Regions from separate parts of the Homo sapiens genome. Here region 2 is linked to region 1. A link is a loop called in an ENCODE intact Hi-C map of the cell type or tissue named here. Cell type or tissue: mammary epithelial cell. All regions are shown on one strand. Each heading gives the region's core, and the rest is flanking DNA. Links, peaks and the distances in the headings are about the cores only.

Evidence for each region. Peaks named below come from ENCODE experiments on the same cell type or tissue, not always from the same donor. Only the 100,000 strongest peaks of a DNase experiment are listed, where the experiment ranks them.
Region 2: it touches region 1 in a loop (7-fold over the local background); 17 of 110 quality-filtered maps call a loop at or near these places.

What each region holds. Positions count from the first base shown.
Region 1 is chr1:68,238,768-68,247,108 of GRCh38, reverse strand. It overlaps the pseudogene RPS7P4. Among named protein-coding and RNA genes, the nearest start is that of WLS, 10 kb to the right of the region's middle. In mammary epithelial cell, for the core only: no CTCF peak of the experiment used is centred there; no DNase peak of the experiment used is centred there.
Region 2 is chr1:68,303,865-68,312,205 of GRCh38, reverse strand. It overlaps LOC105378782 (a long non-coding RNA gene), which reads right to left. Exons shown (of 3, transcript XR_947476.3): 3 at 6,638-8,341. Among named protein-coding and RNA genes, the nearest start is that of WLS, 76 kb to the right of the region's middle. In mammary epithelial cell, for the core only: no CTCF peak of the experiment used is centred there; a DNase peak (open chromatin) is centred at 4,505.

The DNA of each region.
Region 1 (8,341 bases), core at 199-8,198:
GTGATATATATGAGTTTATTTAGAACATTTAATCCTCACAAGTATTTGAGATGCATACTATTCCTATTTTGCTTCTAAGTGTTATATATTAATATATTTCTTCTGTCTACTTGTCTGTTTATCTCACTTCAAAAGTGCCCATCACTTAGCATGTATGTGTTTGGTCTTATTATTATGCCATATTATTTATGACACCTGACAAATAATATGTTCATTACCTGTTGACTACATTAACTTAAAAGTCTAGGATGATTTCTGGGTTTTCATCTTGGGCCTCTGGATGGCCAGCAGTTTAAAACAGGTAATACAAGAGGAGGAATACCATGGGATCACAGCTTGGTGGTACCACTTTAGGAATGAACTGATCTGTCCCAACGATTATGTTACAAGGGGAAAGATCTGAGCTTGGCTGTGAGTTACACACCACAAAGTACGAGGTCCCACATTGATGAATCGGGGAAAAAAAGATAATCTAAAGTAACTAGATCTTAGAGTACTCTGTGAGATTTTGCTAGATACGAGCTTAAAAAGATAGGCTTTATTTATAGGCAATCAGACGATACTGCCAGCCTCTATTCAGAACAGAGAAAAACAGATCAGTGTTTTGTAATGACCACACTCTGAAAACAGTTTGCAAACTATATTATCTATCATAAGAAACCAGAGATTGGAGGCCTGATAGTGAAGGTCTTCAATAGTCTAAACTGGAGATATTATAGGGGTCTAGACTTGCAGATCAGTGAGGATGGAGAAGAGATGCCAGCTCACTATGAATAAGGGAGGTACGGTCTGGTCAAGATAACTGCATGTGTAGGTAATGAATCTAGGATGACCTTGAGATATGTAAGTCGGGTGGCTAGTTGGAGAGTCAGGAAAACTCTGAGATAGGGAAGGTGTCTGGTTGATTTGGAGGTGCATGTGGTTTATCTAGGCAGAGAAGTCTAGGAAGCAGTTGGTTATATGAGTTTAAAGTTCAGACAAGGGGTCAGGGCTATAGATAAAGATTTGCCCACAGACCCTATGAAAAGAAGAGGTAAAGGAGAGAATACTCCAAAATACAGTATTAACTCTCAGGGAGTTGGTAGAGAAAATGGAGCCAGCAAAAGAGAGAGAAGGAGATGTTAAGAGAAGTAGAAGGGGAACTGAGAGAAAAAAGTTACTGAAGCTGAGGAGGTGAGGAGAGACTTTTCTGGAGGGAGGAAGGTTACATTTCAGAGACCTCTAGTAGGATAAGCACCAAGGTCACTCCATGAGATTCATCAGAGCAGTCAGTAGAATGCTGGCTGTGGAATCTAGATTTTCTGCAGATGGCCAGAGAGGGAATGGGAAGTGAGATTATAAAGCCAGCAAATAGGAACTATTGTTCCTAGAAGTCTTTGTTTTATTTTGTTTTGTTTTGTTTCGTTTTGAGACAGAGTTTCACTCTTGTTGCCCAGGCTGGAGTGCAATGGCACAATCTTGGCTCACTGCAACCTCCACCTCCCGGGTTCAAGTGATTCTCCTGCCTCAGCCTCCCTAGTAGCTGGGATTACAGGCACCCGCCACCATACCCAGCTAATTTTTTGTATTTTTAGTAAAGACAGGGTTTCACCATGTTGGCCAGGCTGGTCTTGAACTCCCGACCTCAGGTGAACCACCCGCCTCGGCTTCCGAAAGTGCTGGATTACAGGCGTGAGCCACCATGCCTGGCCCCTAGAAGTCTTACGGTAGAGGAAAGAAGCCCAAGAAGGCAAAGGGTTAAGGAGCCGTAGAGTTAAGGGAAAGATCTTTTTTTAGGATGAGGAACACTCCAGAGTAAGATTGAGGAAAGGTTTGAAAAAAGATCTCTAAAGATATCATAGAAGGTGACGGGAGGTAATTAATAATAACAACTAACCATTACTACATTCGTGCCATGTGCTAAGCACGCTCTGTAGTGAGTAGTTTTCACTCACTGACTCATTTAATCCTTGCTATCATCCTGGAGGCAGGGACAATTGCTATTGTCTTCATTTGTCACAGGAGGAAATCAAGGTACAGACAGGCTTAGTAACTTGCTCAAGGTTACATAGCCGGTACTGTAAATTGCAGAGCCAGAAGTTCAAACTCAGGCAGTCTGGTTGCAGAGAATATGATCTTCACCATTAAGCTGTACTGACCAACTCTCTAAAATGGGTCTGAGAACTTTGTCCAAGAAGTGGTTCATTGCTTCCTTGGAGACAAGGCAGAGAAGATACTTATCAGTTTGGAGGCTGAGAATGTTTATACTTAATGGCCCCCACCTCTCCTTGTCCCATAAAATAGAACGTCTATTGAGAGAAAAAGATGAAGAAGCATGAAAGCTTAGAAGCCAAGACCTGGAAGAGCCACTGGGATTCTACTAGAATTAAATAAAAAGACTTCTGAGTAAAACACAGTCCTTTGACCTTAAAAAATATATAATACACTGAAGTAGATATGACAAGTGCCCAAATAACTATAATCTGGGGCAATATGTGTGAAGGGACATAATAGACATAGAATGTTAGTTGTACAAGGGTTCACCAAGGGAGACACTGTGTCAGGTTATGGGGTAGAAGGATCAAAAGAATCTCAAAGTATGTGAAATATTTGAAAGACAGAGTTTCAACAAGCAATCCAGGAGTCTTAATATTTTTCCAACAGACAGCTTACTAAGAGCAAGGTTCAATGAAAACATTGTTGATAGCGATTAGAGGAAACTGGAGTTGACGGGAATGTGGCGCAGAGGAGAAAGAGTCTCTGACCAAGGCAGGATGAGAGGGCAGGGGTTGAGGGCATTGAACCTCACTTTTCTAACTAAATAACAGTATCCACCTCCAAGATTATCCTTTTCCTCCTCCACCTCCTCTAGTTTCTCCTTGTTATTGAGTGCTTATCAAATGCCTGGCATTTTGCTAAGCTTTTTATTTTTTCTATCTATCTATCTATCTATCTATCTATCTATCTATCTATCTATCATCTATCTATATCATCTATCTATTATCGAGACAAAGTCTCGCTCTGTCGCCCAGTCTGGAATGCATTGTCATGATCCCCGCTCACTGCAACCTCCACCTTCCGGGTTCAAGCAATTCTCCTGCCTCAGCCTCCTGAGTAGCTGGGACTACAGGTGTGCACCACCACACCTGGCAAATTTTTATTTTTAGTAGAGATGGGGTTTCACCATGTTGGCCAGGCTGATCTCAAATTCCTGACCTCAGGTGATCCACCCGCCTTGGCCTCCCAAAGTGCTGGGATTACAGGTGTGAGCCACCACGCCCGGCCAACTCTTTATATATTGAATATATTTGATCCTCATCACAGATTTTGTGAAGATAACATCATCTCCATTTCACAGGTGACTTAGCTGAGGCTCTGAGAGGTTAAGTTACTTTCCTGAAGTCTCAGAGCTAGATGATGGTTAAGGCAGAATTCCACCAACATCTGTTTGATCCTAAATCCTTGCTTCTCATACTGCCTCTCATAATTGAGTAACAGCACCTGGCATATAGGAGATGTCCAATAAATTTATAATGGACATTAATAATAACTAATGGATATATGTCAAACAACATGTGGTGCTTGGGGTGGGTTATTAAAATGTTTAAAGTGGACAGAACGCTGTTCTGCACATGCACCCCAGAACTTAAAGTAAAATACAAATAATAATAAAATAATTTCAAAAGTGGACAGAAACCAAGGTACCCTTGCGGGATTGGCAGAAGAGGAAAAAACTCACTTTTTTCTCTCCTTTTTTAGTGACTACTTACTTATATTAAACTTACTATGTGTCAGGCACTGTTTTAAACACTTTATACAAATAAACCCTCTTAATATTCATTACAATCTCATTTACAGATGAGAAAACTGAGGTACAAAACATTTAACCTAACTGGCCCATGCACACAGCTAGTAAGTGGCAAAGCCAGGTGATCTGGCTCTGGAGCCCATGCTCTGAACCATGCTGTCTCTGTGAGGGTCAAATGGAGCCAAGCATGGAGGACCTTGTGCATCAAGCTAAGGAGAGCAGCTCTTCATAAGCCGGCGCTCGGCGAGTTCTCCCAGGAGAAGGCCATGTTCAGTTCGAGCGCCAAGATCGTGAAACCCAACGGCGAGAAGCCGGAGGAGTTCGAGTCCGGCATCTCCCAGGCTCTTCTGGAGCTGGAGATGAACTCAGAACTCAAGGCTCAGCTCAGAGAGCTGAATATTACGGCAGCCAAGGAAATTGAAGTTGGTGGTGGTCGGAAAGCTATCATAATACTTGTTCCCGTTACTCAACTGAAATCTTTCCAGAAAATCCAAATCCGGCTAGTAAGTGAATTGGAGAAAAAGTTCAGTGGGAAGCATGTCGTCTTTATCGCTCAGAGGAGAATTCTGCCTAAGCCAACTCGAAAAAGCTGTACAAAAAATAAGCAAAAGCGTCCCAGGAGCAGCACTGTGACAGCTGTGCACGATGCCATCCTTGAGGACTTGGTCTTCCCAAGTGAAATTGTGGGCAAGAAAATCCGCGTCAAACTAGATGGCAGCCGGCTCATAAAGGTTCATTTGGACAAAGCACAACAGAACAATGTGGAACACAAGGTTGAAACTTTTTCTGGTGTCTATAAGAAGCTCATGGGCAAGGATGTTAATTGTGAATTCCCAGAGTTTCAATAGTAAACAAAAATGACTAAATAAAAATATATATATTCATAGTAAAAACACACACACACACACACACACACACACACACTAAAACGCTAAGGAGAGCAATCCTTGTCCTTTTGCTTTCTCCAGTCTGAGGTCTCTTCTACACCTCTTACAGCAGTCATTCTTTTTTTTTTTTTTTTTTTTTTTATGAGATGGAGTTTTGCTCTTGTTTCTTGGGCTGGAGTGCAATGGCGCCATCTTGGCTCACCGCAACCTCTGCCTCCCGGGTTCAAGTCGTTCTCCTGCCTCAGCCTCCTGAGTAGCTGGAATTACAGGCATGCGCCACCATGCCCGGCTAATTTTGTATTTTTCGTAAAGATGGGGTTTCTCCATGTTGGTCAGGCTGGTCTCAAACTCCCAATCTCAAGTGATCCACCTGCCTCAGCCTCCCAAAGTGCTGGGATTACAGATGTGAGCCAACATGCCCGGCACAGCAGTCATTCTTTAAGACTTGCCCTCTCAGCTAATAGAGTCATTGTATCACCAATACCCTTTCATCTACATGAGATTATAAACTTTGTGAGAGTAAAAGATATCTGTCATTTTTGCATTTGTGTCCCAGCACTTGCCAGATACCTGGCATATGGTCAACACATAATAAATATTTATGGAATAAATGAAAGAAAGCTTCATCAAATCATTCATGCTTCAGGTATCAGATAGGACATATGTTCAAGGCCATTCATTTGGCTGTAAAGGAGTAAATGAGACTGGGTAATTTATTTTTGTTTATTTATATTTAGTGTTACTCTTTTTAATTTAACTTTTATTTTAAGTTCAGGGGGTACCTGTGCAGGTTTGTTACACAGGTAAACTCATGTCATGGGGCTTTGTTGTACAGATTATTTCATCACCCAGGTATTAAGCCCAGTACCCGTTAGTTACTTTTCCTGATCCTCTCCCTCCACCCACCCTCCACCTCTGATAGGCCCCAGTATGTGTTGTTCCTCTCTATGTGTCCATGTGTTCTCATCATTTAGCTCCCACTTGTAAGTAAGAACATGCAGTATTTATTTGGCTTTCTGTTCCTGCATTAGTTTGCAAATGATAATGGCCACCAACTCCATCCATGTTCCTGCAAAGGATATGATCTTGTTCTTTGTTATGGCTGCATAGTATTCCATGGTATATATGCACCACAGTTTATCTAGTCCACCACTGATGGGCATTTGGGTTGTTTCCATGTCTTTGCTATTGTGAATAGTGCTGCAATGAACATACATGTGCATGTGTCTTTATGATAGAATGATTATATTCTTTTGGGCATATACCCAGTAATGGGATTACTGAGTCAAATGGAAATTCTGTCTTTAGATCTTTGAGGAATCACCACACTGTCTTCCACGATGGTTGAACTAATTTACATTCCCACCAACAGTGTATAAACACTCCTTTTACTCTGCAACCTCGCCAGCATCTGTGTTTTTTTTGTTGTTGTTGTTGGCTTTGAGATGGAGTCTTGCTCTGTCACCCAGGCTATAGTGCAGTGGCATGATCTTGGCTCACCACAACCCCACCTCCCGGGTTCAAGCAATTCTCCTGCCTCAGCCTCCTGAGTAGCTGGGATTACAGGTGCCTGCCACCACACCTGGCTAATTTTTGTATTTTTTAGTAGAGACGGGGTTTCCCCATCTTGGCCAGGCTGGTCTCGAACTCCTGACCTCATGATCCACCCGCCTCGGCCTCCCAAAGTGCTGGGATTACAGGCATGAGCCACTGCACCCGGGCTTTTTGGTTTTTAATAATAGCCATTCTGACTGGTGTGAGATGGTATCTCATTGTAGTTTTCATTTCTCTAATGATCAGTGATGTTGAGCTTCCTTTCATATGTTTGTTGGCCGCATATATGTCTCCTTTTGAAAATTGTCTGTTCATGTCCTTTGCCCACTTTTTTTAACGAGGTTTTTTTTCTTGTAAATTTGTTTAAGTTCCTTATAGATGCTGAATAGTCGACCTTTGTGAGATACATAGTTTGCAAAAATTTCCTCCCATTCTGTAGGTAGACTGGGTAATTTATAAAGAAAAAACGTTTATTTGGCTCATAATTCTACTGGCTGGAAGATTGGGCATCTAGTGGCAGCCCCAGACTGTTTCCACTTACGGGGGAAGGCAAAGGAGAGCTGGCATCTACAGAGATCATGTGGTGAGCGAGGAAGTAACACCCAGCTCTCCTGGGAACTAACAGAGTGAGAACTCACTCACCACCCACTCCCAGGAAGGGCATTAATCTACTCATGAAGAATCCACCTCTATGATCCTAACACCTCCCATTAGGCCTCACCTCCAACCTTGGGGATCAGATTTCCATGTGAGATTTGGAGGGGTCAGATGAGCCAAACTACAGCAACATATAACAGAAATAGGAAAATGTTTGCCCTCATACATTGTTGTCTTAAGATGAATAGTATTCACAAAACAACTCAAACTCGGGCGAAGAGGGTCTTCACTGGGGATTCATATCATAACAACAAATTAAACAAACAGAAATATTATAAGACTCAATTTGCAGATTACCTAAGACAAAATCAATTTTATGTATTACATGTCTTTTGCTAATGTATATTAAGAATGTCCTCAAAACACTCTAGCATTATGGTTAACAATTACTCTCATGAGTCATTTGACTTGAAAATTGATCTTCAAATTGGAAAAGCCCTTAGCAGCAAATACCAGCAAAGACAGATTATAAAAATTTAAGGCTTAATGGGAGGGAGTTTGCTCTGAGTGGGAGTTAGGTACTGAGGAAGAGAACAGAGTTGAACACATGAACAGAGGAGCAGGCAGAAAACATTAAAACAATGCCTGTCACTGGGCGCGGTGGCTCACGCCTGTAATCCTAGCACTTTGGGAGGCCGAGGCGGGTGGATCACGAGGTCAGGAGATCGAGACCGTCCTGGCTAACACGGTGAAACCCCGTTTCTACTAAAAATACAAAAAATTAGCCAGGCGTGGTGGCGGGCACCTGTAGTCCCAGCTACTCGGGAGGCTGAGGCAGGAGAATGGCATGAACCCGGGAGGTGGAGCTTGCAGTGAGCCAACATCGCACGACTGCCCTCCAGCCTGGGCGACAGAGTGAGACTCCATCTCAAAAAAAAAAAAAAAAAAATCTCAGCTTCCCAATTTGCTAGCAATGTGGCCAAGGGAATATTCCTTAACTTCTCTGAAACAGCTTTCCTCTTTTTAAAATGATTACAATAGTACCTATCTTACAGGATTGTTGTATGGATTAATGGAGATAACATAGGGAAAGCATTTAGAAGAGTGCTTGGTACATAGAAAGTAGTCAACATAAGTTCTCATTCTTGTTATTGCTATAATTATTGGCATTATTCATAGGAGCTATTAACTGCCACTGTATTTGATGTTTGAGGAATGATGTCCTCCCTCACTCCCAGCCATTCCAGTTTCTTTTCACTAATGCAAAGTAGGAGAGGTCCTTGATTTTCATATATATTATCCTCATGCAACCTTTGCTTTTCCATGTTACATATAGGCATCCTAAGCTGTTTTTATGGTACATTGTCCTTCATGCTGAGCTACTTAGTGATGATTTTGAGCTAATCTGCAATGGGGATAAAGATTGGGCTTTGGCTTGAGTCAGCGTCTATTCTTAACACATCTAGGTTAATGCTGAGGTTAAGCCTCAGCTTCTCTTCCTGACATTGGCCGTCTA
Region 2 (8,341 bases), core at 72-8,071, 65 kb before region 1:
GAGAGAGAGAGAGAGAAAAGAAAGAAAGGAAGGAAGGAAGGAAGGAAGGAAGGAAGGAAGGAAGGAAGGAAGGAAGGAAGGAAGGAAAAGGAAAAGAAAAGAAAGGAAAAGAAAAGAAAAAAGAAAAGCAATGCCTGTCATTCTACTGGACCCTAAGAGGGACTGGGTATTAATATCAATGACTATGTATCCAAAGCTGCCCATCATATGCTGAATCTTATTTGATCCACTGTGTCATGGTTGGAGTAGGTGCAAGGCAACTTATTATTCCATGGAAATGCTACATTAGGATCAGGTCCAAATAGTTCAAGAAGGTACAAGTACATTTCATAAACAGGTAGCTCAGATTCACATTATCAAACTAATGCCTCTTCTAAAATCCAAACCTCTAATTTATGGAGGGCTTTCCATAACCAATTGTCAGAGGAGGAAAGGACTTGGGCTTGGTTCAAAATGGGTGGCATAATACGTTGGTGCCGACTAAACATGGACAATTGTTATTATAATCCCATTGGGGTACTTCTAGAGGACAGTGGTGAAGGGAAATTCTCCCATTGGGCAGAGCTGCTAGCAGAACACTTGGTCATTTGATTATAATGGAATGAGATGTGGCTTCAGGTACAGACCTACATAGACTCCTGGTAAGCGGTCAGTGACTTGGCTCATTGTTGAGGGGCCTGGAAGGAATGACAAAAGATCAAGAACAAGGAATTCTAGGAAGAGTTATATAAATGAATTTATAGGACTGAGCCCAAAGTATTTATGTCCTTGTGTCTCACATAAATACTCATTAGAGAATAGTCCATGCAGAGGAGGTGGTCAACAATTAAAGGGACAGAATGAATCTTTCTATGGATTGCCCCCTTTAGCAACCACAGCCAATGAAATGGGTCATGTGGCAGAAACTAAGACATTGAATTGGCCGGACAGCATTGACTTCCTCTCACAAAGACTAATACAGCTACTGTCATGGTGAATGTCCAGTCTCCTAGTAGAAGAGACTAATTCTGAGCCATCAAGATGGCACTATCCCTTGAGGCAAACTCAAGTATAGCAGTAGGTTTACTACAATGAGCCACTTCCAACATGAAAGGGACTGTGACTTGGTCTCACTGAAATAGAAATCTCCTTATGGTGTTAGTTTGCCTTCCCTTGTACCTCCCTCAGCACCACCATCTACTGGCTTACAGACTATCTGATCTATGTGTATTGTATTCCATTCAGCACTTCCCCAGAACAAAATCCCAATTTATGCCAAAGGAAAGGCTACCTGGATGCATGACTAAAGGACCCACTGGTCTTCCTATGCACACCATCATCAAGATACTCTGTCTAGTAGAACAGTGGAAAGTCCTGTTAAAGCTTCAGCAAAGGCACCAGCTCAAGAGTTCTCTTTCCCCTAAGTTGTAGACTATCTGCTGACAAAAAGCAAATTATATGGTGTTGCTTTATCCTAAATAGCAAGAATTCATGGATCTGGGAACCACAGAGTCAAATAGAATTGGGTTTTCTTATTTCCGAAACTCACAGAACTTGTACTTTCTAATCATAGGTTGTACAAGGTTAGAGATTACAGTTCTAGAGGGATCAGATGGATGGCAGAATGCTCTGTCAGATGACACAGAAAGGTACCTAATGAACTTAAAGCTATAACCTACATACCTTTTTACTTGAAGTTCCTTATACCAGGAACTAACACATAACAAAGGTGTGAGTGTCTCCTCAGGAATCACTGATCCTGATTATCATGAGAAATAATCCAGAATTGCTACTATACAACAGGGATAAAAAGGAACATGTCAGGAACCCAGGAATTCACTGAGGTATCTCTGGGTAGTAGTTTGTTTGTTTGTTTGGTTGGTTGGTTGGTTTGTTGGTTGGTTGGTTGGTTTTTGAGATGGAGTTTCGCTTTTGTTGCCCAGGCTGGAGTGCAATGGCACGATCTTTGGCTCACTGCCACCTCTGCCTCCCAGGTTCAAGCAAATCTCCTGCCTCAGCCTCCTGAGTAGCTGGGATTACAGGCATGCATCTCCATGCCTGGCTAATTTTGTATTTTTAGTGGAGACGGAGTTTTACCCATGTTGGTCAGGCCGGTCCTGAACTCCTGATTTCAGATGACCCACCGGCCTCAGCCTCCCAAAATGCTGGAATTACAGGGGTGAGCCACCATGCCTGGCCTTCTCTTGGTAGTATTATGCATAGAAGATGCTCAATTGTAACAACCAGAGCCTGACAAGGGCAAGGCAACTATGAATAGAAACCCTCAGAGATGAAGCTCCATGTCATCCCAGCAGATGAACAACTGAAGATGAGGGGATTCAGAATAGATGGTGAAGAAAGGAGGTGATAGATACCTATTACAGCCTTGGGATCAGTTGTAGCAACAGGAATTATAGCTTCACTCAACCCTTTATTTAAGTCTTTTCAGAGATTATAGCTAGTCACCACCTTGAAGAGGACTCTTTGGTTGAGTGAACCTCTCCTTTTGGGAAAAAAAGTGACAGCATGCTGTTCACACACACACACACACACACGCACACACAATGTTTATTATGGCAGCTGGATATAATGAGAGCACATGAATTGATGTGAATAGTGCAAGGGGTGGAATGTATCATGTACAGCCTATGGCTTATTTCAATATCTTGGCTGCATCTACTTCTGTCATTGCCATGCTTGTTCCAACACCAGTAGTCACTGCACTGACAAACATTGGTTGATCTCTGACTAATTTCATGTAGGCCGAACAATATTTTCACATGCCCACACTAGGCACTTCTTGCTTTTTGCCCAGTCAATGCTGAGGGATGAAATGACATGAGGCTTGCTAGGTCCCACATAGGTACAACCCAGATGTGTAGAAGAACTAATGTACTAGAAAGCAAATATTTGACCAATGAGAAATGGGAGCTAGTGGATAAATTCTCCTCCCTTCCTCCCCTGAAAGAACTGTCTTGAGAAGCAGTTGCTTTTATGGGCTCAGAAGAAAGTCTCATGAGATCAGGTAATAGTCTCATTTGATTCCAAGCATGGCCAGCTTGATTCTTCAATCATGCTGTACAGGATTAGGAAAACTCATGCCATGAGAAAATGGGATTACTGAGATTTTCTTGTAAAAAAAATTGAATGCAGGTGTATAAGAAGAGGGCTATGTTTAAACCTCTTATGAAGAACAGAGTTAATATGGATCTTTCTGACACTTCAGAAAGTCAGCCAGTAACTCTTGCTTGCTGGTTGGCTGTCAATTCCAATTCATCCATTCTGTAGGCCTGACCCAAGGCATTTAGCAGCAGTGCCAGCAGATACACAGTGGTATCCAGAAAAGGAGAGAGCCATTTAAAAAAAGGAAATTATACTAAGCACTGTGGCCTGTGCTACACATATTCCATGTATTATTGCATCTAATCTTCATAGACAGGTATCATTATGATCTCTAATTTAGAGGAAAGGAAAGAACAGGAGTTCAGATTAACACCACCCAATCACTAAGTGGATAGGGGTCAAACTCATATTGTTTTTGACTAATGCAATTTCTCTAAACTGGATTCCTTTACCAAGAACCAGAGCTGTGCTCAGCTATTATTGTTTTGTGATCTCATTTGACCCAAAGGAAAGGAAGGCTGGTACCCTGAAAGAAAGAAAAAAATCACACACACATATTATCTTGGCAAAAGCACACATTAAATACAGTTATAGGTAAAAGAGGAAAACAAGATGGAATAGAGAAAATCAAAACAATCTTGGACTGCATTTGTCCAGACCGATGGTTCACAAAGAGTGTAACACAGCACGTATATGTATCCCAAAAAAAAGTGGATGTGTTATTAATTTGTGATCAATATACCCAATACTTTTTGGCTAGCACTAAAGACATTCTATTCAGCAATGCCTGCCAGATAAGCAGTGGGTGGTGTGACAGGCTGTAGGGCAGAGCAAAACTTGCTGTGAACCAGAAAGGATTGTATCAAGATCAAACAGGTGCCAAAGAAAGAAGCATTTACTGGAACACTTGAGAACACTCTCTTCTGTGTATATAAGACAGAGTAGTTAGGGTAGTCAATATTTCTATCAAACAGCAACAGTGTTGCTGAGAGACCAAGAGAGAACTGAAAAGAAAATTAAAATGTGAGACAAGATTGTTTTCTGCCCCTCAGACTGATCAGTAATGACTGCTGACTTATTTACTGATGTTACATGAATCTTTTAATTCCTTCAATTTATACCACTAAAAATACCATAACTATGAAAAGTGTGATAACACTGGTTTAGGAAACCAATTTACTTTATCAGAATTACCGCCTTACCTAAGCTGAGAAAAAAATGGGAAACCCTGCTTGTTAAAGCACTTTTCTTACAAAAGCACTTTTCTTCACCAGTACAACTAAGACGAAAGTAAGATTAATAAGATGTAGATCCACTTTCATGGGGCTTTCTAACAGAATCTGGCATTCCTTTGGGGCAGGTGACTCACCTGGACACAACTGGCTCAGAAACCCTGAAAGATAGAAGACATCACTCACTGAGAATGTATTTGGAACACAGAGAGCTAAAAATGAAATTCCCTAAGCCATGGGTGGCACCACAACATGCAATAGAAAGGACTGGAAGGGGGGTGGTGCTTTGAAATAAGAAAGCCAGGATTTTGCTGTGACTTGGCACCTCTCCCTCCATTTTGCCACACATAAAGGAAGCCTGCAAAGTCGTAAATGGCAGACCTCACATCAGCTGAAGAGCTGTGAAAGTAGCCGCCAAATCCCACAGGCTGTTCTTGAAACTAGTCATGACTCCTGATTAGGCAGAGACCTAGGAAGCTGTGCGGACCCTGCAGGTTTGCTACAGCTCTTTCAGGAGTGTTTGCTACAGTTTCCTTTGCTTTGCTTTAACCATAAGGAGACACAAGTTTCACCTGCTAAAGTCTCTTCTGTCACACTGTGGTCCTTTTATCAATATTTGATGATGATGAGGTTCAGGACATATGGCACCTTAGCATTAGAGAAAACAGCAGAAGCAGGAAGGTCATTCTCAACTTCCCCTCACCCTTTCTCCCCTGAAGCAGGCCATAAAACCTAGCTGACATTCTTCTGAAGTAGGTCATAAAACCTTCATTCCGGCCAGCACAGTGGTTTACGCCTGTAATCCCAGCACTTTAGGAGGCCCAGATGGGCAGATCACGAGGTTAGGAGTTCAAGACCAGCCTGACCAACATGGTGAAACCCCATCTCTACTAAAAATACAAAAAAATTAGCCGGGCATGGTGGCATGTGCCTGTAATCCCAGCTACTCAGGAGGGTGAGGCAGAAGAATCACTTGAACCCGGGAGGCAGAGGTTGCAGTGAGCCGAGATCGCACCACTGCACGCCAGCCTGGACAACAGAGCAAGACTCCCTCTCAAAAACAAACAAACAAACAAAACAAAACAAAACAAAACAAGACTTCATTCCAGAGGTGCCCACCCTATGCCCAGGAAAAAGGAACATCCTAATCCTCAGACACAGAGAAGCCAAGAAGAATCTGAACAAATAGACCTTGCTAAATTCCTCCCAGTTTATTACCATTATTAGATCATAATCCCTCTCTCCAATCATACTTCTGCACCACTGGCCACTTTTCATCAAACCTAAGCATAAAAATACACAGATTTCCCTGTTTCTTTGGGGTCTTCATTTCTGAAGATTTCACTGTCTCATAAAACTTACATTAAATACATTTGTGTGCTTTTCTCTTGTTAATCTGTCTTTTATTATAAGTGCCTCAACTATGACCCTTGCAATGGGTAAGGAAAAGATATTATTTATTCTCCCATACAATGACAGCAACTCAATATGTGGCATTGACTTTCACATTTGGCTCTTGATGCTGACCTGAAAATAACAGTTCAAATAACAGTTGAAAGCATCCCATGGTAAAAAGAAAGTCATTTTTTCTTTTTTTTTGTTTTCCTGCGTGCTTAGCTCTCCAAGGTTGGACATGAATTTAAGGGCCACAGAGCACTGGATGAAAATCCTAACTCCGGCCGGGCACAGTGGCTCATGCCTGTAATCCCAGCACTTTGGGAGGCGGAGGCAGGCAGATCATGAGGTCAGGAGATCGAGACCATCCTGGCTAACACGGTGAAACCCCGTCTCTACTAAAAAATACAAAAAATTAGCCGGGCGTAGTGGTGGGTGCCTGTAGTCCCAGCTACTCTGGAGGCTGAGGCAGGAGAATGGCGTGAACACGGGAGGCGGAGCTTGTAGTGAGCTGAGATCCCGCCACTGGACTCCAGCCTGGGCAACAGAGCAAGACTCCATCTCAAAAAAAAAAAAAAAAAAAAGAAAGAAAGAAAAGAAAATCCTAACTCCAACACTTACTGTTTTGTTAATTTAACTCTGAATTTCAGACTAGTCTTTGTTAAGTGGGGAATTTGACACCTGTCTTACAAGAGGATTTTTGAGAATGATATTATGTAAAGGGTCCAACCCAAAGACAGTGCTCAATAAATGTTAATCATCTTGCCCTGATTGCAGTTAAATTCCACGCTTCCTTTAATAAGAAATGTAGTTGGGTATTATCTCCATGTAACAGGCTGGAGAAATGGAGGCTGATAATGTGGCTAAAAGACAGCCGGCAAATAACAGAATTAAGAATTAACTCCACATCTTTTTGGAATTCCCAGTGCTTTATTCCTTTGCTCTGAGACATTGGGCTTCAGTTCATTTATTCACTGATTGAACAAACGTTTTTCAGGGCCTAATATATGCCAGATAGGAGAAATAATGGATAGAAAAGAAAACAGGCAAATCTCTGCCCTCATAGAATTTATATTCTAGTGAATGGAGACAGATAATACTAAATATGTACAACGGGGACAAATGCCAGAAGGAAAAAGAAGTGGAGTAGAGGACAGGAGTGTGGAATGTGTGTGCTAATTTACAGAAGACAATCAAGAAAGTGGTCTGATAAGCTGACCCTTGAGCAGACCTGAAGTCTGAGTGAGAATTGAGCCATGCAAATATCTGAGGGAAGAATGTTTCGGGCAGAGGGAAGCACCAACTACAAAGGCCCTGAGGTAGGAGCGTGCTGCATTTGTCAAAGGAATATCAGGATATAGCGAAAGGAGAGATGCAGTGGGAGGCAGGTTTATCCAGGGCTTCATAGGTGGCAGACAGCTCTTTGAATTTTACTCTGAGTGAGGTGGGAAGTCAGTGGGTATGTTGGGCAGAGAGGTAACATGATCTTAAGTGTTTAAAGGATCATTTTGGCTGCTGTGTGAAGAGACCATACCCAGGACATGGGAAAAGCTCAAGATCATTTCCTAATTCAGGGGAGAGGAGAGGGTGACTTGACTAGGATGAAGATAATGGTGGAGGAAAAGAGGAATAGCTGGGTTCGGGATATATTTTCAAATAGGCTCAACAGAATTTGCTTATGGATTTAATTTGGGCATTAGAGACAGAGGAAGACATGTTAAGAATAACATCAAGGTTTTTTTTTTGTTGTTGCTTAAAATACCATAGAAAACCACCAATGATTGCTAAAGTATCAGCCTTTATAAGTAACCCTGAATTCGTCATTTCCCCTCTCTAACTTTAGCTTCTTCATCTGCAAACATTTTGTGATGGGTCCAGGAGCACTTCAGCATCCCTTCACTCCAGCATCCTTCATGCCAGCAAACTTAATGTAATGACAGTGTTTCCTCTTCCCAATTCTAAGAATTTCTCTCCTTCCACCCCCAGGTATCATTCTATTTCCCTCCTCTTTTCATTTTTCCTACTTCCCTTTTCCCGTTCTACCTGCCTCTTCCAGAGGAGTCAAGAAGAGCTGAGGAGACACAGTCACAACTAGGCAGAGAAACACCCCGTTTCCTCTGGATCATGCTGGCCACATATTTTCAATCCATCAAAGGCTAAGTCTTGAGCATCTACAATGCATTAAGTACCCTAGGAAGATAGCTCATGTCCTAGGAACCAGTTGCTTCTCCTCGCGTTAGTATCTTGACTCTTGTGGAACCCTCCAAAAGAACATAAGGGAAACAGTGCTGCAGAGCTGTACCCTAAACCTGGTAAGTTTGGACCATGTAAAAAGCTTTATTTCTCAGAGTATTGCTATTGCCTCCCTCAAACCTATTCACTGATCTCCTGAAGTATACATATTCAACTGATTTGAAAGCTAGACAAATAAAAATTCTATTGGACAATTAGAAATTCTTCATATGGAGCAAGGAGAGGTGGCTCATGCCTGTAATCCCAGTATTTTGGGAGGCCAAGGCAGGCAGATCTCTTGAGCCCAGGAGTTTGAGACCAGCCCGGTCAACATGGAGAAACCCAGTCTCTACTAAACATATAAAAATTAGCCGAGTGTG